Linked DNA regions of Homo sapiens: region 1 is linked to region 2. A link is a loop called in an ENCODE intact Hi-C map of the cell type or tissue named here. Cell type or tissue: HepG2. All regions are shown on one strand. Each heading gives the region's core, and the rest is flanking DNA. Links, peaks and the distances in the headings are about the cores only. Region 1 has its middle 59 kb from the start of PARD3B. Region 2 overlaps PARD3B (par-3 family cell polarity regulator beta).

Region 1 (13,116 bases), core at 5,408-10,407, 200 kb after region 2:
TCTTTGTTACATTCTGATAACCATACTATCTTGGCATCTCTAATTGCAAGGAGCCATTTGTCATAGGAGAAGCTGAGTGAAAGCCTAGAGATGGTTCAGAAAATCTGTTCACTGTTATGGAGAAATAATTTGGACCAACTGAAATGTCAACTATACAATACTTGATATAATAGGGATACTAGGGATACATCAGTAGAGAAGAATCCTGGGACTCCCTTTCTTACTTTGCTCTTTTTTGAGTTCTGTCCTTTATTGCATGAATTAGTCCTCAAAGAACTTTTTGTCTAGACTGTATCTACTAATGACTTTTTTAAAAAGAGGTAAGCATCAATGTCTTACTTTTTCTCTAACACTCTATATTGTGTTTGTGTCAGAAATGCATACAGTATAGTGACTTTCATCAAGTTGTTCCTGGATCCACTTGGCTGATGTTTATTTCATAAGGTAATATTTTAGATCATAATACTTTAACCCTGAAACAGAGATATTTAACTTTTTTAGAATTAAAACATTTCTTTTTATATATTTTGTTGTCTCTAGTCACGCTTTCAGGAGTGCTGATCAATTATCCCACACCTAGAAGCCCACATAATTGAGTGACAATGCATTTTTCACGTTCTCACATTCACTACAATAAAAAAGCTTTCAAACTTATTCAACCTTCTTCTGTGTTACTGCATGGCAGGGTTATTGGTATTTGATGTGTCAGACATGAGGAAAATTCTGTCTTTCCAAGCATGGACAGAAATGCACTTAAGTGTAAAATTATGAAGGGTGTAATTTTGCACTCAAACTTCAATTACAATAATTCTTTCAATTAACATGCCCTGTTTCTTGTTTGCTTGGGCCCTTAAATCTGACAGTCTTCTCTTTCCATAAGAGAACACATAGAATTTTACCTAAATACAGCTTGGAGAGAAAAGTGCAGTTGGCAGTTTTATTATTCTTTCTTATTTTTATTACTCTCTAAGTTTAACTCTTGTATTTTGACAGCTTTCAAAAAAGTATTCACAAGACTTTGCTGTATTCCAAGAATGACAAGTTCATGGAGAAATTTGACTGCTTTGTCAAAGCTGGGTCACATAAGCACATGACCCTTTTTGAGGACTTCGTAGGGCAGAGACAGAAAGGTAGTTACCTGACAACTTCAATGGGTGAGTATGAAGCCCTCTCCCTGTGGTCTCTAAAGTCGGGGTACCATATATTCTGGATTTGGGGGTCCAGTCTTAGGTTGAGAATCTGTAGCAGCCCGTATATTCTCCTGACTAGGCCCAGGAGAGCTTAAATGTTGAGATATGTAGGTAGGTTATCTGCCATATTTGGGGATTAAAACCAACCAAAAATATACCTCTAAAAGGACCTGGACCTCTTTGAGGGTCTTCTAGGCAAATCCTAGCAAAATGATGGTGGGCCCAAAACAATTTCTTAAGAGGAATGATGAATGAATTATGGATGCTTCACCAAGAGGGGGAAAAGACTCAGTAGGGGACCCATTAGCTGACTCCAATGGTTTGGAAGAATGCCAGGTGTTGCTGTCCATGTGATGAGCCAGCACACAGGCTCTTTTGATCATGACAGAACCCTCAGCACCTTGAGCTGATTTTTATTGTTTGGAAGTGGGTTTAGTCTCTGGGATTGATGAGTAGGGTTGCCATACAGCACTTTCCCTGGAATTCAGCCAGCAGCTTGAATCCAGCTATGGCATCATTGTCCTGGCATTTGGTTTCAAACAATAGCATTCTATAAAAAAGTATTTAATTTAAAACTAGAGGAAAGATCTTTACTGTTTTTCTCTTGGCTAATGGGAACTTCTTGTCAAAGCAATAAATGCTGAAAAATTATTAAATTTTAAATTAATAAGGCCATAGGAAAGGTATCTGCCCAGTGGGGATTTCCAGCACAGTCTCAGACAAGGCCTGCCTCACTGTTCCAGCAAGTTTTCAGCAGACTCAGTGACCTTTTCCTAAGACCCTCTGCAATCCATGGGGTGCTTGGTAGAAATTTGTACCTCCATGCTTGTCAAACTACAGCCATTCAGTGAATATAATGGATGGTACAATAAAATAAATTATTTAAATAGTAGTAATAGAACAAAAAGCACTGTATGTTTTTGGGGATACAATATCATTGCTGGAATAAGCAATTCCTTGAGCAGTAACTAATGCTAATGGGAAGACACTATGGCTGCATGTCATTCTCGGAGTTACTCTGATTCTGAGGTTCAAAGCTACTATTGTACAATCTGGGACTTTTACTGGTCTGCAAGTCTTAGTCTTCAGGGTACCTACACTCAGAAATCAAGTAACCTCCTTTTGTCTCTGTTAGAACTTTCTCATGCAAGCTTAGTATGTTTCATTTCATGAGTAATTGACTCGAGAATATGATTGTGACTTGCTATAGTCCTTCTTGTCACCTGGGCAGAAGCCTGCAAAGGGATAATATCCTAATGGATTCACCCTTATTGAAAGTCAGGTTTTCAGTACTACAGTTCCAAACAGCAGTCCTTATTTTTTCCGCAGAAGAGTGCTACGAATCAAACGCATAACAAAATGATTTATAAACCAGAAAATTAATTTCCATGAAAGTTCAAACCACCTCCTTGGACCGGAGAGTCATTTTCTTAGATTGCACATCCTGTCTCATTAGGCAAATCTACATGGGAAGGCACTTGGTAATCCGAGGGTCACTTTGTGACTAGGTCATCAAAGTAGAATGATATTTATCATTTAATGGCATCAAGAAAAAGTAGTTAACACTTATTGAATGCTTACTATGTATTAGGTACCTCTTGCAGGATCATGATTCACCTCTGTGTTCTTTATGCATTAGGCAGTGTTCTAAACATTTTTACATATTAACTTATTTTATTATCCATTATGTCAGTATTATTATCATCACCCCCATCTTACAGATAAGAAAACAAGCCCAGAGGGGTTAGGTAACTTGTCTAAAGTCACTGGTAAGTGGTAGAACTGGGATTTGAACATAGACTTAACCCCCATTTTTACCCAATACACTCCCTCTGCTCCTTGGGGATGCATCTAATACACTTTCATTCACTGATCAATGGGCCTCTCCTCCCAGGTGAGTAACAAGAACTCTGAAAACGTTGCCTCTCACACTCATTTTCTGGATTTCCAAGCTGCTGATCCCATAGTGTTAACACATGCTTTCTTAGAAAATGTTAACACCACTGATTGGTCATTGCCAAGATCTGATCTTGTTGCTTTCAATTTGAGCCATATCTCTCAAGGTGACTTTTCGCGTATCAGATCTCACTTACCTTGTGCTGACTATTAGTCTACCTCCTGGAACCCTGGGAATGCCCCTCTAACAGTATGGTCCACACTGTATTACCTACAGTTATGTTCAAAAGTGTCAGGAAAACATGCACACAGTGAAACACATTGATCAAAAGTTAAAAGGGAAGAGACAGCGTAGAAAAAATTTATTTCTAATTGGAAGAAATAGGACTAACATTCTCAAAATAATTAGAAAACCAGTAAACGCTAAACCACATGGCTCAATAGGTATTTAGGGAAAGGAAAGAGCTGCACCTTTCTTTTCAGGGATACAAATTTTTGTTTAATGTGTCTTAGAAATTTGGGAAGATACTCTTAACTCTCAAAAAATCAGCCCTTAGAGGCACAGCAGGTAATTAGGTTCCACCTAAGGTTTGAGATCTCCTAGATTTTAACCTTAAACATTTAGCCCATATGCCATTTTAACAAATCATAACAGTCCTTATAGACAGTCCTGGACTCTTTGCGAATATGATCTGTCAATGCGCTTTCTTTTTATTTAACTTTTTCTGAGCACCATGCTCTGCAGCACATGGCTAGTAAGAAGCAGTTACTGAAATCTGAGAACTATCAAAGAGGTGGAGAAAGAAATGGGGGTACAAACCGTACATAAGCCAAAGAGACAGCTTACAATTATTCCTTCACTTCTCTGAGAAAAAAAAAATAGCACACATCAGTGGAACAGGCACTTGCAATGACAGAATTCTGTCAATAACAATTGGTGGAGTGTGTTCTATTTGCTCATCAATGCACTTTTTGATAACCAGAGTCCATAGCTGTGCTTACACAATGGCAAACATATTGCTCATTCTTAACAGCCAGGGGCTTCCAAACATCTCAATATTTATTATAACACATGAAGAAAAAGAATTTTCAATGTCTTTCTCATATTTTATTAGAAGGTTTTGACATTGTGAAGGCAATATCTGAATCTATGTTGTGTGACTCAATGGCTTGTATACATTAAATATTCCATTTGAAGGCTCCATAGCAAGCTAACTTTGCTTATTCCTGGAATTATTGTGCAATTACTGTGGTACTTAACTACAGCTAGATGTTTTAAGTATAGGTTAGTGCAAATGTAATTGCGGTTTTTGCATTTGTACTAACCTAATAGTTAGCCGTAAAAGGTAAAACAGGTATTTTAAACACATTTAAATCATCTAAATATTCCTATTGGAAGAAGAAATGACCATATTACAAATCAGAAGTAATATCATCCTTCAGAGAGAATTTATGATTAAATACACTTTAATACATAGAACAACTGAACAGCACAGAAAAGAAGTAACTGGAGCGCAGCAATGATATTTAGCCTGTATATTCTCACTGGTTGCTATTAAGTCCTGATTTGTTGGCTCTGTTCTGATTAGTGAGTGTCTGGTTCTGGTTGGTTGATTCCTTTCAATTGTTAAATATTTGGATTGATTTCTGATTTCTGAAGCAATTGTTAACGATTTTGAATATCATCTCTACTTGAAGATATACTATAATACCATAGAGCCAACAAACTCCAAATTATCAAAGGGTTGTTATAAAGCAACACTTTCTCTAGCAATAAAAAGGCACACTTGGATATATTTATATTCTAAAATAGGTATCATAGAATAAATACCACAATGAAAGTCACACAGTGGGAAAATAAGTTGTAAACTTAAAATCAATGGCTTATGTATAATGATAAACACACAGATTTACTATGTGCTAACCACTGTTTTAAGCACTTTACATATCTTGGCCCATTTACTTTTCAAAGCAACTCCATGGGATAGGTTTTATTATTATCATCTTTATACAGATGAGAAAATTGAGGCACAGAGTGATTGAACAACTTACATGAACTTACTAACCAATAAGGGGCAGAGACTAAGTTCAAATCCAGGAGTTTGGCTCCAGAGCTATGCTTTCAACACCTATTCTCTCTGTCTCCTTTAAAAAGATATGTAGAATTCAAATAAACATACAAGTTAATAAGTGTTCAAAAGCGATAAAGACCCTTTCAAGGGGCTGGAGTCCGTGTCCTGACTGCAAGTTGTAAAAACAGTCTACAACCTTGCAGTGATTAATTGCGAAAGAGATGAATAGAGAGTTAATACATGAAGAAATAAATTCAGTAAATAATTACATTAAAACCCCAATCTTTGTTGAGATTAGAGAAATAAGAATTAACTCATTCAATAAATGTCTCAAATTAGCAAAAATGAATAAATATGAAGAAGCTGAATTTCATCAGGGCTATGAGAAGGCAGGCTCACGTCCAATGGCTGTTGCCGTAAAAAATTGACTAAAGCTTTCTGGAGAACCATTTGGAAGTAGGTTATGAGAGCTTCTGAACAAGAGTTTATTTTTCTTTCATGCAGGAATTCCAGTTTAGGAAAAAAATGCCTCAAAGAGAATAACCCAAGGATGACATAAATGAGTGCTATCTTACAAAGATGTTTGTATCATTGATGTATACAATGGCAGGATTTTATAGTGCCTGAGATGCACTACAAAAGGGGAAGAGCTAGACAAGCTGTGGTATGTTAAGAATTCAGAACGTCATTCTTATTAAAATAGTAAAATAAAAATTTGTGAGATTTATCCATATGTAGAAATATATAAGTGAAAAAAATGAATCTGAAGATGAAATACACACACTGATGGCAACTATGGAAAAACACATATGCATTATTTGTTTAAGGCCTCGGAAAGAAAGGGATGGATGTAAGAATTGAGTATTGGTGTGTGTTTGCCTCTTTATTAATCTTATGTTACTTAGATTCTCATTGGCTTGCTCTCTTGTGTGTGACAAAACAAGTAAATGAAATAAGGAAACACATTTCTGAAATGAACTCATTTTATCTAAACTAAATTACTCTCTCTGTCTCTGATACGATCCTATATGGAGCTGCCTGGGAACCCTATCTGATAGCAAACATCAGGATAGGGCACATGAGGAAGAAAAAAGGAGAAGTCAATGCATGTAAGGTCAGGAAAAATAGTCTGAGCATTCATCATACTTGGCAGAAACATACATGCAAGAACAACCCCACCCATAACTAGTCACAAATGGTCTGCCAAATGAAAGACTAAAATAGCAGCATATGTTGGAAATCTTGCTGTCTTTATGATATGCAGAGAGACATTTTCTTTCATACATTTCTTTCTTTTATGCTGCTGAGATCCAGCCTGCCATTTGCTGTGATGTCTTTCAGACTTTTTCTGGGCAAATTTTCGACTTTCTTCTCACCCTGCATAGTGATCTTCAGCATCCAGGCTGAATGTGTCTGTTTGATATTTCAAAAATATACGTGGTCCACCAGAGCCTCTATTTCCATTTAGTTTCCTCCAAACTCCTCACCACCACCACCATCATTTACCATTTACTGAATATTCTACATGTAGTCACATTTGCTTCAGTTAGTGTCATTATGAATATTAAAAATAGAGTTTTGAAAGAAAACACATATACCCCTCTGTGCTGTACCTTCCTCCAAAAAGCACAACGCTGCATAATTTCTCAGATGCAAACTCCATTTTCATCTTGCCAGCAATTTGGCGGTTCTCAAAAGGTTACTGCTCTGAATTTGTTTTCTTTGTAGTCTTGCAGTCCATTTGTTCTGCCTTAATGCTGAAAATCTATGTGGGATCTCGACCTCCATATGCCATACACCAGTAGATTTACCCTTTTCTTTAAAATTTTCCTCTACATTAACATAAGAAGAAGAATGTGTTTCATGATTTGTTAAATTGGCATATGGGCTAAATGTTTAAGGTTAAAATCTAGGAGATCTCAAACCTTAGGTGGAACCTAATTACCTGCTGTGCCTCTAAGGGCTGATTTTTTGAGAGTTAAGAGTATCTTCCCAAATTTCTAAGACACATTAAACAAAAATTTGCATCCCTGAAAAGAAAGGTGCAGTTAATCTACCCGGCCAGTTAGTGACCTTGCCCTAAAGGTAATTCCACCTCAACTTTAATGACCACATAAAAAGGAATGAGCCAAAGTCATAAGCCAAAACCAAAAAAGTAAAAGCTGGTCCTACATACAAAATAATGGGGAGATAAGCACTTAAGTGAAAAGTAAACTTGCTCTATGTCTGGCTGTTTCCTGTGTGTTTCCTACGCATGTGACCATTTTCTACACATTTATGTGTTGTGTTTTCCCATGTGTTTATCTTGGTGCCAAGGTTATTAAGGCAAGTTCCCCAACCTCAAGAGATTTATTTCTAATTGGAAGAAATAGGACTAACACTCTCAAAATAATTAGAAAACCAGTAAATGCTAAAACACATGGCTCAATAGGTATTTAGGGAAAGGAGAGGGCTGCTGAGCTGGAGAAGTAGGGATGTTTCATAGAGGAAGCAGAGTGAGAGGTGGGCAGTGGAGAATAGGAAAGACAGAGATGAGCAAAGAGGAGATGAGAGGAAGATAGGCTGGTGCATAGTGATGGTGTTACAGGAAAGGGGTCTGATCCAGACCCCAAGACAGGGTTCCTGAACCTTGCGCAAGAAAGAATTCAGAGTGAGTTCCATAAAGTGAAAGCAAGTTTATTAAGAAAGTGGAAGAATAAAAGAATGGCTACTCCATAGACAGAGCAGCCCCAAGGGTTGCTGGTTACCCATTTTTATGGTTATTTCTTGATTATTTGCTAAACAAGGGGTGGATTATTCATGGCTCCCCTTTTTAGACCATGTAGGGTAACTTCCTGATGTTGCTATGGCATTCGTAAACTGTCATGGTGCTGGTGGGGGTGTAGCAGTGAGCATGACCAGAGGTCGCTCTCATCGTCATCTTGGTTTTGGTAGGTTTTAGCTGGCTTCTTTACTGCAACCTGTTTTATCAGCAAGGTGTTATGACCTGTATCTTGTGCTAACATCCTATCTCATCCTGTGACTTAGAATGCCTTAACTGTCCGGGAATGCAGCCCAGTAGGTCTCAGCCTCATTTCACCCAGCTCCTATTCAAGACAGAGTTGCTCTGGTTCACAGGCCTCCGACAATGGAGTACCAGGTAGAGGGACAGCGGGGGCACAAGCCCAAGGGAAGAAAGAAGAAGGTAAATGTTGAGGTGGGCCTAGCTGTATAGAAGATCCAGGTAGGGAATGTGGCTTCATAAGGATGGGTGATGGAGGGCTGGACTCAGTGTGGTAGGCACTGGGGAGAGTGGTTGGGGCTTTCTAAGGGAAAATGGTACTCTAGGAAGAATAGTCTGGTAGTGGCTGGAGGCTGGTGAGTACAGAGATTAACGCTAGAAAGCTGCTCCCCTTATTCTGGAAGGTATGAGTTCAAAGAATGCTATTTTCTTGGAGAAAAAGAACAAAGGGGAAGTTTGAGAAACGCTTCAAAGAGGGAAAGAGAAAACTTGATGAAATCTTTAGCTCATAGCGGTTATATCTTGGGAATAAGGTGAGAGAGCAGATGGTATTGGAGATTTTGCATTTGATCTTATACACTGCATACAGTTCAGGATAATTATACATATGTGAATGTATATGTATATACATGTATATGTCTATGTGTGTGTATATGTATATATAAACATGTGTGTATATGTATATGTATAAACATATATGCATATATATTACTTTTAAACAAAGGTCATACATTATTTTTTATAGCAAATTTAAAAAATGTAATCATAAGATTTCGGGAAGACTTCAAAAATAATGACACTACTAACAAATGGGTTAACTGTAAGAAGAAGCTGGCCTCCTTTCTGGCAGGTGTATCTGGCATTAGTGCGCGCATGCACACACGCACACACACGCTCCTCTAGGTCTGATGTGCTCATCATGCATGTCCTTATTTCACCACTTTCTGCCTCTTGGATCCTTATGCTTTGTGGGCCTGGAGCTGTTTTGCCTCCTGCTCCCTTCCCTGATGTCTCTGCCACTCTATCTCTGATTTCTGTATGCCAGAAAGATCTGGCTTTTGCTGCTGCTACTTCTCAACTGTCAGGGTCTCCATGAAGATATTCTGCTGAGTCTCTCTTGAGTTTCTTCAGTCTGAAGTTACCACTTTCCTTCACATCCTACCAGAGGCGTGTGGACTACTCTGCGATCAATCTTCCACACTTGTCCAACTCAGTGAACCTGACTTGCAGTCAAAAGTGATCCACTGCTGGTGGGTTGGCTCAATGCCAGGACTTTGTTGACTGCAGCCTGGGGTGGATTAATGTTCAAGGAGTTCACATTCACTAACAAACAATCAGGCTTTCCAACTGATTTCATAATTTATAGAAGGGATGGCCCTGCCCCTGTAATATACGGCAGTGGCTTCATACATATGAATTAAGAGGCTACATACAAATCAAGCCCTAGAACCTTTAGAGGCTGCATATGTGCCAGCCGGTCAGGGGAGCTTGTGATACAATCAGTAAACAGTGAAGAGGCCAGCATTCTTTATCTAAACTCCAATATGCACACATGGCCTTGCATTAAGAAGGCTTTGGGGAGAATATACCACATTTTATGAGAATGGACATAGGGGTGGAGAAAAAAAGTGGTTGGAAGTGGTGATTTGGCCAATGATGATTATAGAAGAGCAACTGTTTTCTTAAAATAAAGTTAAAGATCATAATACATGACCACAATAGATGCACAACAGAAGACAAGGTGCAGCGTCTTGTGTGTCACTTCTACAGATTTTGCTTTTGAAACTATTAGTTGTGTAATCCCTCGTACGGACTTTTTGTTTCCTGAAAGTTCTGTGCTTTTTGAGCGGAATAATGTACCTACCGTATAACAGGATTTTATCTAATGCTTTTTTCACCAATGCATGCAAAAATAATTAAACTAAAAAAAAATCCCAAGAGCTTTAAAAATTATAACATAGTTTCCATATGAATTTGTAGGACAAGTACAATTTTAATTTTCCAAAAATGAAGCATTTAAATACAGCAAAATCTGTCACTTTTGAATAACTAATGAATGAATGTATTTTTTGTCCAAATCTTAAATATTTTGGCATCTTTAAAAAGACAAAAAATTTTTTAAAGTGAGATGAAAATCTATAATATTTCTGAGATTTTAAAAATAAAATCAGAATACTTGACAAAATCTTTTTAGTAATTTTATACTTTAGGAAATAATTTTGTCTCAAATAGTTGAGATGCCAGGAAATTCTAGGCACTGTACCAAGAGCTAGATGCCAAAGAAGTCATAAATAAGTCCTGCCCTCTTAGAGCTTATGTCCTAGGGGAGGAGACAGAAATCAAAAGTAAACACATACATTTGATAATGATAGAATATGACACTTGATATGAAGGCAATAAAGTGAGTGTTGTTGAGAAATCTCAGAAATAGGTGAGGGAGTGGTCAGTGAGAGCCTCTCTGAGGTGGTGATATTGGGACTGTGATTTAAAGCACGCAAATGAGCCAGCAATGTCCAGATGAAAGGAAGCATATTCCACGTGGAGGGAACAGCCAATTGCCTGGTGCTGAAGGTAGTGGAGTAAGGGCAGGAAGGGAGGCCCTGACCAGCTTTTGTGGGATCTTTTGGGCTACCATAAGAAATTTTCATTTTATTCTAAGTGCCAAAGAAAGTCATAGGAAGGTTTTTGAGTAGGAAGATGATCTGATCTGATCGACATGATCCCGTTTTCATTTTTAAGAGATCACTCTGGCTCCTTGAGGGAATTGGATTAGAGGGGGCAAGAGCTGGAATAGAGAGGCCCCAGGAGGTTACTGAGGTAGACTAAGGGAGAGAGGATGGTAGCTTGATGGAGTGGGAGATAGGAAGAAGGAGAGAAGTAGATGTGCTTGAGCACATTTGCAGATAAAACTAACAGGACTTGCATATGGACTGACATCCAGAAGAGAGGAGTCAAGGATGTCTCCTAGGTTTTCAGCTTTACCAATGATGCATAGTGGTGCTATGTACAGGGGTGGGAAGTCTGACAGAGGAACAGGCTTGTGGGAGAGGAGGAGGAGGATCAGGAGCTCTGTTTTGAATCTAGCCTGAGATTCTTAGTTAACATCCAAGTGAAGATGTTAAACAGGTAGTTGGATATGGAGTTCAGAGTAGTCTGTGTTTGAAATATAAATATGGAGACCACCAGCATGCAGATATAAAGCCAAAGGTCAGAATGAGGTTATCTAAGGACAGTGGGTACATAGACAAGAAGACCTAAAACAATCCAAAAAAGGAAAGGTAGGTAGAGAAATCTCCAGAAAAGGCATAAACTGGAAGATAGAAAACCATGCGTGTACAGTGTTCTGGACACAGGAGGGAAGAGTGATCATCTGTATGAAATACTGCTGAGAATTCAAGTAAGATGAAATCAGAGAAGCAGTCGTTGAATTTGGTAACCTCGAAAATACAATTTCAGTGAAGAGTGAAGCCAAATTGAAGAAGGTGAAGAATGAATGAGAGATGAAGCTATAGATGCAGCATGTGTAGCAACTCATTGGAGGAGTTTGGATCAAAGGAGAAACAGGAAAATAGGAAGTAGCAGGAAGGGGAATGATGAGGTCACAGAGGCTGCATTTTTTTTTTTTTTTTGCAAAGACTGCACATATTTAATACAGAATTGGCTAAATAAATCATGGTACTTCTACACGATGCAACTACATAGCTGTAGAACAGAAGGAGGAAGCCACGTATGAACTAAGATGAAATCATCTCCAACATGTCCTGTTAAGTGAAAAACACAAGTGCGGAACAATATGTGCAGGGTGCAAACTTTGTTTTTAAGGGGGAAAGAGGAATATACATATTTGTATGTTACTACACAGATGCATGAAGTATTTCAAGAAGGATAAACCAGAAGGTAAAAATGCTGGCTCTCTATAGGGAAGAGAATGAAGTAATTTGAGTACCTTGGGAAAGGCGGACTCGACTTTGTAAATCTTTTTGTACTTTTCAAAATTTGTAGGACATGAATGCCTTCCCTTTCAAATAAATTAAATAAACAAACAAACAAATAAAAGATAGTCTCAGCTAAAAGCTAAAAGTTTGAGTGATTGAGTAGAGAAAGAGACACAGTTTCATGGTGCAGGAAATTGAGATGATAAATAAGGAGCAAAGTCTGGTAGAAGTGGGAGGAGATACATACCAGAGCCCTGGTGGAAGCAGCCCACCAGGCTTCCTCCCACCAGACAGAAGCAGGGACACTTTCCTGCACAACAGAAGAGCATATAGGTTTGGATATTTGACAGTGGGAGGATGAGTGTGTTTTGTTTACTTGGTATTCATTCTGTGAGTGAAAGAAGGGGCATCAGCTAAGAGTTCAGGGGAATGGAAGAGGTGGGGAAAATTTAATGGTCTCAAAGGATGGGCTATCCTCCCTTGGGAAACAAAATACATGATATCTGGGTAAAAGTGGGGTGGTCACAAATGCAAAAAGAAAGTAGTTAGGTTAGTTACTTACTATTTTCCCAGTCACACTGAGCTGGCTAGGTGTATGTCCAAGGAAGAGAGGTGATTGGGGTTGTGAACCCAAAATCTATGAGGTCTCAATCAATTTAGAAAGTTTATTTTGACAAGGTTAAGGATGTGCCTGTGATACTGCCTCAGGAGGTCCTGACAATATGTACCCAAGATGACTGGGGTACAGCTTGCATTACACAGGGAGACATGAAGCATCAATCAATATGTGTAAGATGTACATTGGTTCAGTCAAGAAAGGTGGAACACTTTGACGTGGGGGTGGCTTCAGGTCACAAGTAGATAAGAGACAGACTTTCAGTGAAAATACAACTTACATGTGAGGCGGGCGGGTAGAGGAACAACCATTTATGCTTTAGTCTGGTTCAGTGAATCTACATTTTTACATAAACAATAAGGCAGAAGAAGTAGTCAGATATGCATTTGTCTCAGGTGAGCAGAGG
Region 2 (13,116 bases), core at 3,920-8,919:
CTGTGTTCTCTCTGGAGGCTTTAGGGGAGAATCCATTCCCTTACTGATTCCAATGTCAGAGGCCAGCTACATTCTTCGCTGGTGGCACCTTCTCCATCTTCACAGCTGGCATTGGCTGGGTGTGTCTTTCTCACATTTATCTCTCTAATACTCTCCTGCCTTCTTCTTTCATTTATAAGGATGCTTGTGACTACATTGGGTCCATCCAAATAATCCAGAATAATCTCTCCATTTTAAGATCCTTAAGCACATCTGCAAAGACGCTGTGTCATGTAACATTCATATTCACAGGTTGTAGAGATTAGGGAGTAGACATTTTTGAGGCGCCATTACTCTGCCTACTGAAAACAGCACAGTCTATAGTTGGTGCAAAAAAGTAGTTACTGTAATACAAACTTGTTTTTCTTTGTAATTGCATATGGTGGTTAGACTTCAAGTGCAGTCTAAAGCGTCCAACTGAAATTAAACTGTATCTAAATCAAATAATCTGGGTCCTAGAGAAAAGAGGATGCAAAAGAAAGCAACAGAGGTAGAGCTGACAAGCCTTTACAATAAACTAGATGCAGGCTATAGGCAAACAGGGTTGAAATATATTAAATATGTATGGCATATTAATTCTGAATTAATTTATAAATAAATTGTATACTCAACTGTTTTGTTATACTCAACAGTTTGGTCTATTACCAACCTTTTCTTAGCAATGGTGGTGACTACGTAAAAGCAAAATTCATGTTAATTTATGACTGATGAATTTTCGTAATAGAAATTATAGATACAAGCGCCAAACTGCTTGACACATCAGAGAAGAAAAGAAATAAGATTACAGAAATTTAAATTCTAGGTTCCAGAGTCTGATTGTGCCATTTACTACCTGTGTGATCTTGGGCAAGTTACTTACAATTTCTGTGATTATTCTGGAAATTAAAAATAGGGATAACACTAGCTCTTGTCTTCAGGATTGCTTTAAAATAACGTAGAATAAATAAGGGCCAAAGACATTCTGGGCCATTGCTAGTCATCAATGATTAGGTTGTTACTATTGGGTGAACTAAGTTGGTAGCCTTTAGCAACCAGAGAGGAGACATGAGTGTAAAATTACAATTCTTAGATATTTATCCCAAAGAACTCGAATCATCAGACTGATAGACAAACTGAAGAATCTTGAGAATAACTGTCACAACCAGATAATTATTAAGTTTCAGCACAACATTTTATACAAATAGTTATCATAAGATGCAATATTCCAAAGCTGTTCCAATAATATTTTGACACATATAGGCTAGAAGTAGTGTAACACAGTGGAGACTTGGTCCCCGTGGAAGCTGTACTAGGAAAGCAAGTTTAAAAAACCAAAGCTCCCAAGCAGATACCATGTATGCGCCAAGCACTATGTTGGCCAAAGGAATAATAGAAGTAAGACCACAGACAAACCACTTTAGGCACAAGTTTTAAAAGTCATTTCTTAAGAACACTGGCTGAACTTTGTTAGAGCCTTCTCTAATTTGAAGTACAATATCATTTAACCTCTAGTTTCTACCTTTACTGAAGTGTATGGGATGGTGTTACCATACACTAAATGGCCCAGCCTCCCCTGCTTTCTAAGTTTCTGTTTTTCCTGCCTGATATGCTGCAATAGACCAACAGTTCCTTAATGCCACTTCTCACCTGGAGTGAGAGTCTTTCCTAGGAGGTGAGATATTTTGGGGTTAGCACAATGATTATGTGCATCTATCCGTGCCTCTTTGGACTTGTTCTCTATCCACATTTTAAATGCCAAAGATTATTAGGTAGCCAATTTGCAAACAGGTGAACTGTTATTTTGTCTAAGCTCAATACCGCCTCAAAGGATCCTGAGTGAGACTGATATGTCATTAAGCATCCACAAAGCATCACTTATAGTTACTTCTTAATCTAAACTGCCAAAAAGTAAGGTAAAATGAAATTTGGCAGGGCCTTCTTTCCACAATAGACATATGGACTATAAAGAAATCTTAAGATTACCAAGGTTGTCAGAAAAATAAGAAATTCTTTTTTTCACCTTTTTTTTTTTTTTTTTTTAGATGGAGTCTTGCTCTGTCACCCAGGCTGGCCTGCACTGGTGTGATCTTGGCTCACTGCAACCTCTGCCTCCTGGGTTGAATTGATTCTCGTGCCTCAGCCTCCTGAGTAGCTGGGATTACAGGTGCATGCCACCACTCCTGTGTAATTTTTTTGTATTTTTAGTAGAGATGGGGTTTCACTGTGTTAGCCAGGATGATCCTGATCTCCTGACCTCGTGATCCACCCACCTTAGCCTCCCAAAGTGCTAGGATTACAGGCATGAGCCACCGTGCCACTTACGTATTTTTTAAGAAGAAGAAATGGCAACACAATTTTTTCTAGCAACATCAAAAGTATAAATTGTCATAAACTCTGCAGAACAATACCAATTAGGCATCATGTAGAAATATTGAAGTACATTAACAGAATTGTTAAAGCCGAACCCAAGCAGTACTAATCCTCAGCTAGGATTTTAACTGATTATCTCACTTTTTTACCTTATTTAGTAATGGTGGTAGAGTCCCATTAAAACAGAGATTACATATAATAAAGCTGTTTCTGTGTGTAGTAAGTGGATTATGGTTATAAACTGCATTGCTGAGATAGTTTAAAAGAATGCTCTAAATGTGAGAGCTCTATGGGACAAATTATCTCCCTGGGCACTGTTCATGGACTTATCCTTCTAGTAATGAGGTATTGGATGAAGCTGGGGTAAGACATTTTCTTCTCGTCCTTCCTAAACTTGCCATTTTTTGGCCCTTCATTTTAATGTTCTGGACATCAGTGAAATTTAAGACAGGAACTGCCTTCTACATTAATAAACAATTAAAATATCTGGATTATTTCAAAGGAAGAAGATGATCCCTAGGGAAGAAGCAGAAAGTGAAACAGGGTGAAAGAACTAAAAACCCTTCTTCAGGGTTCTGAAGGTTAATAATACATTAGTTACCCTTTTATTTACCCTGAGACCAACTAAATAAACAGGAAGTATATATCAAAATTACATACAGCAAGAGTCAAGTGTAGAAAGTAAAGCTGTCTTTTTCACTCATTAATTCAGTAAGTATTTTTGGGAATCAAGTTTGTGTAAGATATTATACCAGATACTACTAACAAAAACACACAAATAAAAATCTCCCAAGTCCATGTCCACTAGGAGCTTACAATCTATTTAGGGAGATAACTAGGTTTATCTAGATAGCTAGTTATTTCCCTAGATAGACTATAAAACTTAGTTAGTTATCTCCCTAAATAGACTATAAAATCGCTAATAACAACATAAAGCAAAACAGGTTTTAATTACAAAATAAAATATGAAAAGTAAATGTATAAGATGTCTGCAAAGATTAATGTAAGTTTGAACAGTCTGAAGAGATCTTATGGAAAAAGAAAAATATAAACTTCACCTGAGTTTAATAAATCACTTATTTATATTCCAGTCCAGTTAGGTAAAACACAAAAATGTACACATACACACCCCTGAGATTACAGGGAAAAAATATAGAGAAACATGTTTCCAAATATAAATTAGCCTTGTACAAACAGCACTAAAGATGTATAATAGAAGAAACTTTGAAAGCTAGATCTCTCTGACAGAGTTCGGTTTTGGAAAACACATTAGCCATTGATGACAGGAGCCAAACCTGTAGTATTAAACCTGTCTCAACAGCAATAATCGTGTGTATTGCAATGAAATAGTATACTTTCACACCTTCCTCTGTATAGTCTCAGAAGAAAAATCTCATTAAAACAAGATATTTGCAACGAGATTATTCCCAAATAAGTGGCAGAACACGCTCAAACTTTTTGGAGTATTCAATTTAGTGCCTTTTACTGTAGCAGTGAAAATAAGACTATCACTCAAGATAGTTGTTTGCCAGCTACTTTCAGAAAAATCTTCACTGTAATTCTTCATAAAACTTGCTGCCCCATTGTATTCTCTACTTTGAAACACATTCACGCCTCAGGCATTTAGTTGAATAGTTAGCAAGGGCCAGGAATAAACTACAGAGCCAGCAACGACAATGATGATTCCAACAGCCTCACATATGAAACTAATTTATTAAGACATATCAGAAACTCTTGGGAATGAAGTGTCTGCTAATTAGGCCAACACAAACAGATTCCCAAACCTTAACACAGTTTTTCCAAACATCTGATGAAGAACTTTGATTTATGGGCTGTCCAGGTGAAACCTGAACAGATGGTATCTTTTAATAATAATTGACACATGAGTTTGTTAAGGATTTCAGTCTCTTGAAAACATGCAGCTCTGTAGAGGAAAACAAAGAGGCACATTTTTAGAGTTATCTACCTTGTCTTTATCTTCAACAACATCTGCCAAGACATCATCTGGATCCAGGATTCCTCCATCTGTATATTCTAAGTGATGAATCTTCACCCAGTAACCAGGACCCTATAGTAGAACAAACACAAGTTTAATGACCTAATCTATGTTAAAAAGTTAAACACATTTTAATGTTAAGAGACATAAGTTAACTTGTTAAAAATATGTTCTAGTAATCAAATTTTTAAACACTGAAAACAAATGTTATCTATTTATTTGGAAAAAAATACTTGGCATTTTTATCCTGTTTAACTTAAATCGGAGAATCAAGGTATACATATTTCATCAATTTTCCTGGAAGGTAAATTGCAATGCAAAAATAAACTGTTTGAAAAACATACTCAGGGAATTTTTATAACCTACAACTCAGGTAATTCCAAGAATACTCTGGAAAAGAAAGATCTTCTTGAGGGTACTTTCTGAAACTAGGAATAAAAGTCCAAACAGATTCCAAAGCTGTAGGGAAAAAACCCTAAAGGCAGAATCTGTGATGGTAATAGCTATCACTACAAAATATATAAATGGAATGGGTAGCCACCAACATCTTCACCTGTTTAAATCTCCATGTTCAGCATGCAGCCTCACTCTGAGATATGCAATGATGCACAGAGCAGGAGCTCCAGCCTCGCTTGCCATTTCCTGCAGCATGGCAGCAACTCAAACTGTGTTCAGAGTTGAATGGGGAATTCACTGAGTTGGGGTAGTAATTAAAGAGATGTTCAACTATCGCTTTTTAAAAAACTGCTTACTTTTAAAAACCGCTTACTCTGATTCTAGAATTTAGAATTAAATAATCTAGCTCATTCAGTTACTTACGTACTGCCTATTTCCAGGATAGCTATGAAAGTGAACCATTATAGCGATGGGACAAGAACATGAACCAATGAATGAAGTGAAGAAAAACATGAGTAAGGTTTTACCATAATCCCCAAGCTATAATCAATTTGGTTCTGTGAGTCTTAGAAAGCCCCTCAAAGTGGGAAACTTTTGAGCTATAATACACTTGGTATCCAATAAACGAACAGATACCAGTTTGTTAAAAAAGAAAGATGGAAATTCTTCTAGGATACAGCTCTAAGCCTTTCCCATACAAATCTTTATTAGGGATAAGAACTAATATAACCCACGGAATTCAATTTCAATTTCATAAAAGCTAATAGAAATGGTTGTCATACAGTCTTCTTTTTAGCTGACCCCCAATAAACAGTAAGGGCATACTATTAAACAATACTTTTTTAAGGCATCTATTTGGAGAGCTACTAAAATGTGACCCAAGTACATAGCTTTCCAGTAATACAACTTGGTAAAGTGATAGGCTTTAAAAATCTAAAGGAATTCTCCTTAGTTAGGCTTTAGACATTTCAAAATTAAGTTCTCCATACAGTATTGAATTTCAAGTAAAATAAAAGGAGTTTTGTTTACTTCTAATACTGAGTTTATAGGTGCAAACACCAATGATTTACTAGGAAACTTTAAATGCCTGACTCTGTGGCACAGATAGAGATCTCAAAGATATAAGCAGTGGGAGTATAATCAGGTAAGAAAGACACACAACTCTCATTATTCAGTTTCTTTAACCAGAGGTCTTTGCCAACCCGAAGTAATTGTGCTGTAAAAGATGAGCTAAGTATAATAGGCCAGATTTCAAAAAGGGAGGATCCTAGCATAGAGAAAACTATGTAATGGCCACTGGACAATACAGCTCTCCCCCAGCAATATTTGGGAATTAAATCTTTTTTGTTATGGCCATGCCGCAAGCAACATATTTCTTCAAATCTACCCAGGACTTCTGACGGAAATATTAAGTATTATTTATTCCTTGTAAAAAGTCTGCTTATAAAAAGAGTTCAATTTAATTAATTTCTATAAACTTCCATTGAGTTTTTTGATATATTACCTAGCTCTGTAGATGAAATCTGTTGATTTTAACCATGTTTATAAAAAGTAATGTATTCTAAAGAGTTTTCTTTATAGTATATTTGTACTTAAAAGCAGGCATCTATCAGTTATCTGCTTTTTTCTCAAGTTCAGTTTGTAAAAGCAGATTTTATCACCTACGATGGAGGTAAATAATCATCCTTCACAACTGCAGTAAGTTAAAGTACACCTTCCTGCCTAGAGGTGGAAACACAGAGAGAAGAAAACCAAAGAGTCCTAATTTAAAATAAAGTAACTCAAAAAATAGCCAAAGATAGGATTTGATCAGTGGCAAAGGGAATATCAAACAAATGGCAGCAAGATGGGGTTGCCGCATCACATCCATTCCTCCCTCACGCACACTGGGATCCAAGACATTGTGGAAAATAAGACACGGAGTTGAAACTAAGACACTGTTCTCTAATTTGATTCAAAAGAGCTCAGAACTAAATGAAGTAAAAAAGTATCTTGATACATTTTGGAAACATGTATTTGACCCAAAAATTTTAAGTGAAAAACATGGTGTCAGAATATGGAAAGACTACAATTTGAACTCCCTATTCCACATTGATATTGCCATTTTATACATTCCAAAGAAGAAAAGAGTAGGCTAATGATGGGCATATATCTACACCTAACCCTGAACAAAAACAGACAAGCCATAGGAAATCAGTCTCAGGGTTAATATTTTACACATCTGAGAGGGGGCAAAATGTCAATAAACCACAGTACATACCAACTGTGATTTTTGTCCCCATGGTATTTTGGCCATGGTGCTATTGATCACTCAAAAATGTACATACAAAATATGCAACCTACAGCCATCGTAAGACCATAAATTTATCCTGACTCTTTAATGCATGTAAAAATTTCAACCATTACATTGCAGTCAACATTTTGCATTTCATTTACATGGTTTTATTGCCATCAGGAATAAAACTGATCAGATATGAAAAGGTGTTCACATATGTGTTCTGGTTCATACTGTCACTGGGAAAAAATTACTATATTTTTATGATTATGACACTTAACTTGCCTTTATATTGCACAAGTAACTGTGGTACACATAGCTTTTAAATTATTTTGAAAATATCTCTAATATATGTGTTCATTTTGCTATGCAATGTCTTATTACTTATACTCCTAGGATCATTATTGAAAAATAATGTTATAATTATGTTTTCTCCACTTTTGACATTATTGTATCTGTTTTTAAAATAAAAGAGTTAATTTAAATGCTACTAAAATTTTAAAACTAAAACTAGCCTATGAGAATGAATTGCAAAAGGAAAGCAAAACAAAAACACAGGCATTACAGGAAGAAGAGTTATTTTTAATGATCAAATGTAAAAATGGTTCCAAATAGGCTTTAATACTAATAGCACCAAAAGACCTTCACTATGGGTAGATGACATGAAATTTTACCTTATGCATTAGAAAATTTACATTAACCATGTTTGAAGTACAATAATTTTCCACTTGTAATACCTAAAGGAGTAGACTGGCAACCCACATACTATAATGCTGTGACTACCATGAACTGGGATTATGCCAATAAACACAAGAAAGGGAAAACTTGGAGGGGCCCAAGCAAGATGCCTGTAGTCCAAGAAGAAAAAACAGCCTGCAATGGCAGCGAGGTCCCAAAGTGGGGAGAGTGCTGCAAAGGAAAAGCCGATTTTTGGAGAGGGGCTACATGAATTACAGTTCTCAGCCATGCAACTGGTTTCCTGGTGGCTTAATGTTTTTACTAGAAGAATCTTACCTACTGGAACACAACAGCAATGGTCAAATGGAAGGTAAAAACAAAACGGAATTTTCTTTATAGAATTTAACTTCATGAATTTGGTGGCACATATCCACAAAATGAGATTTTACCTATAGGTCAGGTACTATAGGTACTATGTGTTTTGTATGATTAACTCATTTATCCTCAAAATGCCTCATAAAACAGTTAATCCATCTTACAGATGAGAAAACCAAGGTAGGTGAATTAACTTTCCGAAGTTCAGACACTGAATAAGCAGCAAAGCCAAGGTGGGATTTTTTTTTAAACACAGAAAATATTTTGTTATTAAATAACTTAATACAAAGCACAATTACCAAGGAATCAGGCAGGGAATCAGGTCCATTTCTATCCCTACATAAGCATACGTACCCAGGCAAGTTGCCATTATTCTGGGCCTCGGGTGCATCATCATTAGTGAGCCTGGAGACTGGATGGCCTTTTGTATGATGCACCTCATAGAGGTCAAAATGCAGAGACATGGGGGGTGACAATGGAAGGCCCCAAATTCTTTGCTTAAGTGGGTCTGTCCCATGCTTCACAAATGAGAATTAAGTGGGGAAACCTTCAAAATATAATCTTCATAATCATAGACTTAAGGGTTTTGGAAACAGTGGAAAAAGATCTTACTGCCAAGAATAGAGAGGGAGTTTGAAGCACCAGAAATTAGATAGAGAATTACAAAAATGTACTTGCACATAACACTTAATTACTTTTATAATAATCTCCTGGGGGCATTCTCCCCTCTACCCAAGACCAAATGAGAATCAGATGCCCCACAATGCACCCAGGAAGGAGAAGGTGACAGAGCATGTCTGCAGACTGTTTGGGGCAGACAGAGAACAGGAGCCTCTGAGTAGCCAGCCACAGAGCAGTGCAGGGAAAAACAAGAGTTTTGGAAAATGACACCCAAACAAAGCCTAGCAGAGCAGCACTGACACGTGAAAGGAAAGAATCAAGCCAGAAAAGGCAGTGATGAATATACAGTTTATTATGAACCAGCCCTAACTGGCTTCAGAACACGCCTTCACCTTCCTAAAATAGATCAACCAAGTGTAAACTTCAGGAGAAAAGCCTAGTAGAAGAACATGGGCTGAGGCTGTTTGAATTAACTACAGTATGTTTCCAAAGAATTCAGCAGAACTAGAATGGGACCCGGAGTTTTTATGCTGGGTTGAAAGTAACACCTAGCAAGTCCAATAGAATTATAAACCTTTAATTACATATAAAATGAGGGAGAATTAGTCCATACATATATTTACTTCCAGATCTAAAAATCTATGATTCTATCAAAAGAAAGTTGGTATGGCCATACTAATCCTAATATCAGATAAAGGAGACTTCAAGGAAAGAAGTATTAATAAAGATAAAGTGGGATATTCAATCATGATAAAAGGCTCAATCTAACAGAAAGATAACAATGTTAAATGTGTACGTACCCAATAATATAACTTTAATACATATACTGTCAAAATGAACAGATCTTTAAAAAATATTTTAAAAACATGAATTGGGAGACTTGATAGGAAACAAAAAATTGAAGAAGATATAAATCATCTGACTGACACAAGTAACAAATGTAGCCTAACTTATTTGTATTATATTTGCACACACACACACAAATAGTGTAACCGAAAAGATTAGAACATACTTTATAAGTGTACATGGAACGTGTACCAAATTTCAAAGGTCTGAAATCATTTAAAATATGTTCTCTTATCACAGTAGAATCAACCACAGAAAAATATCTCAAAAATGCCCAGCTGTTTGGAAATTAGGAAATACAGTACTGAAAAATCCATAGATGAAAAATAAAGGCAATGAGAAAATACTTCTAGTAATTAAAATAGCAAAAATGTGTGGAATGCAGGTAAATCAGTGCCAAATGTGTCAGTTATGGTCTTTAATGCACATATTAACAAGTAAAAAAAATTGATCAAAAAGCTAGAAAAAAAACAGCTAATGAAATCCAAAGACACAGTGAAGAAAATAAAGAGCAAAGAACAATGAAATAAAAAAACAACAAATAAAAATCAAAGTTGGTTTTATGAAAAGCTTGACAAAACTAGTAAATTCATAGCAGAACCAATCAAGAAAAATAAAATAAATTTCCAATATCAGGAAGGAACAAAGGCAAGCAAAACCATTATAGATCCTACAGATACTGAAGAGAATATTCTAAAAACCTTGGACCTATAAATTTAACAATTTTTATAAAATGAACGAATTCTTCGAAAAATACAACAAAATGGACAGTAAAAATACAAAATATGATTAATACAAAAACAACAAGAATTAAATTGAATTTATTGTTTCAAAACCTTCCAAATGTTTCTTCAAAAGGAAAATTCCAAGCTCAGATGACATCACAGGTAAAATCTTCCTAATATTTAAGGAACAAATAATGCCAATCTTTTATATAAATACTTCTAGAGACTAGAAAAAGAGAAAAATTCTCTCAGCTTTTTTTAAAAAAGATAGCATAAATTTGATACCAATATCCTTACAAGGATATTACAAGAAAATAATATCCCAGTCTCTCTCTTTCTCATGGATATGTAGGTAAAAATCTACATATGTAGGTAAAAATCTTAAACATTTGTAAATCAAATTCAGTGATGTCTATAAGGAATAATACATGATAACCAAGTGGAAATTATTACAGTCATGCAAGAGTTATTTAAAAGTCAAAAATCAACCTAAGTTATTCATAAATTAATATAGAAAAAATGATAAAGATCAAATGATCACCACAATGGATGCAGAAAAAGCATTTGAGAATAGGCACCACCAAATCACAGTATAGAAGTATCTTAGTAAATAAGGCAAACCAATAACTAAACAAAGAAAACCAGTTAAAGATTAAAAAAAATTAAAAAAAAATTGTAACATTTACAATAGCATAAAATCAAATACTTATGAATGAGTCTAATGAAAATATGCAAAACATTTATGATTTAAAATTATAAAATATTAGGAAAAATTAAAGAAGACTATCATAGATTGAAAAGCTCACTATTGTGAAGATATTGATCTTGTCCAAATTGACTGGGGTTAGGGTAAGGATTGTGAGAATACAAAGCAACTAGAATTCTAGTACACTAAGGGTAAAAGTGTAAATGTATACAATCACTTTGGAAAACTGGCAGTAACTGAACATAAACATGCCATAAAGCTGAATGAACATCACACATAACTCAGCAATTCCACTTCTGGGTATACATCTAACAGAAATCTGGGTATATATCAAATCCTGCTATGAATATATACCTAACCAAACGACACACAGAATATTCATAGCAGGATTATTTTTAATACCTAAAAATCTGGAAATAGCTCAAATATTCGTAACCAGTAGAATGTATAAACTACAGTATGTCCATGCAATGGAATACTATACAGCAAGAATGAACAAAACTACAAGTTTATGCGACAACATGAGTAAATCTCGCAACATGAAATTGCATAAAAAGAGCCAAATACAAAACAAGCACCTTTTGTATGATTACATGCATAACAAGTTCAAAAAGAGGCATAATTAATTCACAATGTAGAAGTCACGAGACTGGTTACTCCTTGTGAGGGGGAAGGGTGGTGAGTAGAAAGAGGCATGAAGCGGCTTCTAGGGCAATGTTCTATTTCTTGATCTGTATGTTAGCGATACCGACAGGAGGCAGGGAAATACTGGATAGAAGAGGGCAGCTCCCTGGCAAAGAACCCACCCTCGAGCCTGGAATCTGCAGCCCTAAATGAAAACAGTTATCCGTTTTCCAGCTCAAATGCTACTTTTTGGCCCACCCAGCCTCCGTATCTCGTGCTCCTATAAACCTCAGAGCTCAGCTGGCAGAGAGACAAGCGGCTGAACATCGAGAGGAGAAGCAACTGCGCATCAGAGACTAGAAGCAACTGCGCATCAGAGACTAAGGCTAGACGCGGCTTAATGTCAGACCACACGACTTCGGAGACGACCCGGCTGGAGTCAGCCAGGCTTCAAGGAAAGACTACTTTCTTCCCGCACCATCCCCGCTCTAGCTCCTTTTCCACTGACAGCCACCTCCATCAGTCAATAAAACCTCTGCATTCAACATCCTTCAAGTCCGTGTGACCTGATTCTTCCTGGATGCCAGACAAGAACCCGGGTACCAAGAGGGCAGGGTATATGTCACCCTGACTCTCCACTGAGCTGGTTAAGGCTTAGCTCTCTGTTGAAGGCAACAACCAAAAGGGCATTGTTTGTAATACACAACCTCTGGGGCTCCAGAAGTTGCGGGCAACCACTGATTGCTACCACGGGCCCGGTTACTGGGTTTGGTCCTGCCAGCACCTAAAGGCACTTGCCCCAGGTCCTGCACCTGCTCACCTGCGTGCTCCCCCTCCCACAAGCGGTTTGAGCTCGGCTGCAAAGGAGCCACCCCTCATCGCAAGTCCTGCGAGGGAGTCAGGGACTCTCCTGTCTCACCAGCTATACTTAACTTGTGTACTTTTCTGCACGTGTGATATACTTCCAAGGTATTTACATAAAAATGAAAATAATATCTTTGCTTCCAAAAATGTGACTTTTTCAAACTGAAATACCTAATTGTTCCTTTTGCACATGCCATCTCTACAGCTAAACAAATGAAGACCACCAAAAAGCTGTTCAGAGTAAGTCTAGTTTCCTCAGAAGAATAAGGACAAATCCTAAAACAAAAGGAGTGTAGAAGTCCCAGAAGATGGGAAGGCCAGGTTATCCTACCAATAGAACATGTAGCTAACTGACTACCAGTTATTCAACATTTCTAAGAAGCCCAGGAGATGCTTAGTTGACCACAGGCTTTAACAAGTCAACAGTGATGAGTCTGCTAAAAATATTATTATTACCATCTTAGGCTATGATAATACAAGGACTGTGTGAGAACAGAACAAGGAATCGTTTCACTCTGTGCCAAAGTGGTCCCACTACATTTAGAGTATTTTGTCAGATTTGAAGAGACCATCATTAACTAACTGGAGATGACCCATGTGACAGTAACCACAAAGGTTAAGG

Evidence for each region. Hi-C counts contacts between places; a loop is a spot of excess contacts. Peaks named below come from ENCODE experiments on the same cell type or tissue, not always from the same donor. Only the 100,000 strongest peaks of a DNase experiment are listed, where the experiment ranks them.
Region 1: it touches region 2 in a loop (2.4-fold over the local background); 2 of 110 quality-filtered maps call a loop at or near these places.

Annotation. Positions count from the first base shown.
Region 1 is chr2:204,480,229-204,493,344 of GRCh38, reverse strand. No RefSeq gene overlaps it. Among named protein-coding and RNA genes, the nearest start is that of PARD3B, 59 kb to the left of the region's middle. In HepG2, for the core only: no CTCF peak of the experiment used is centred there; no DNase peak of the experiment used is centred there.
Region 2 is chr2:204,677,521-204,690,636 of GRCh38, reverse strand. PARD3B (par-3 family cell polarity regulator beta) reads right to left here. Exons shown (of 23, transcript NM_001302769.2): 2 at 4,355-4,456. It overlaps LOC124907968 (a long non-coding RNA gene), which reads left to right and starts at 11,939. Exons shown (of 2, transcript XR_007088057.1): 1 at 11,939-13,116. In HepG2, for the core only: no CTCF peak of the experiment used is centred there; a DNase peak (open chromatin) is centred at 7,026.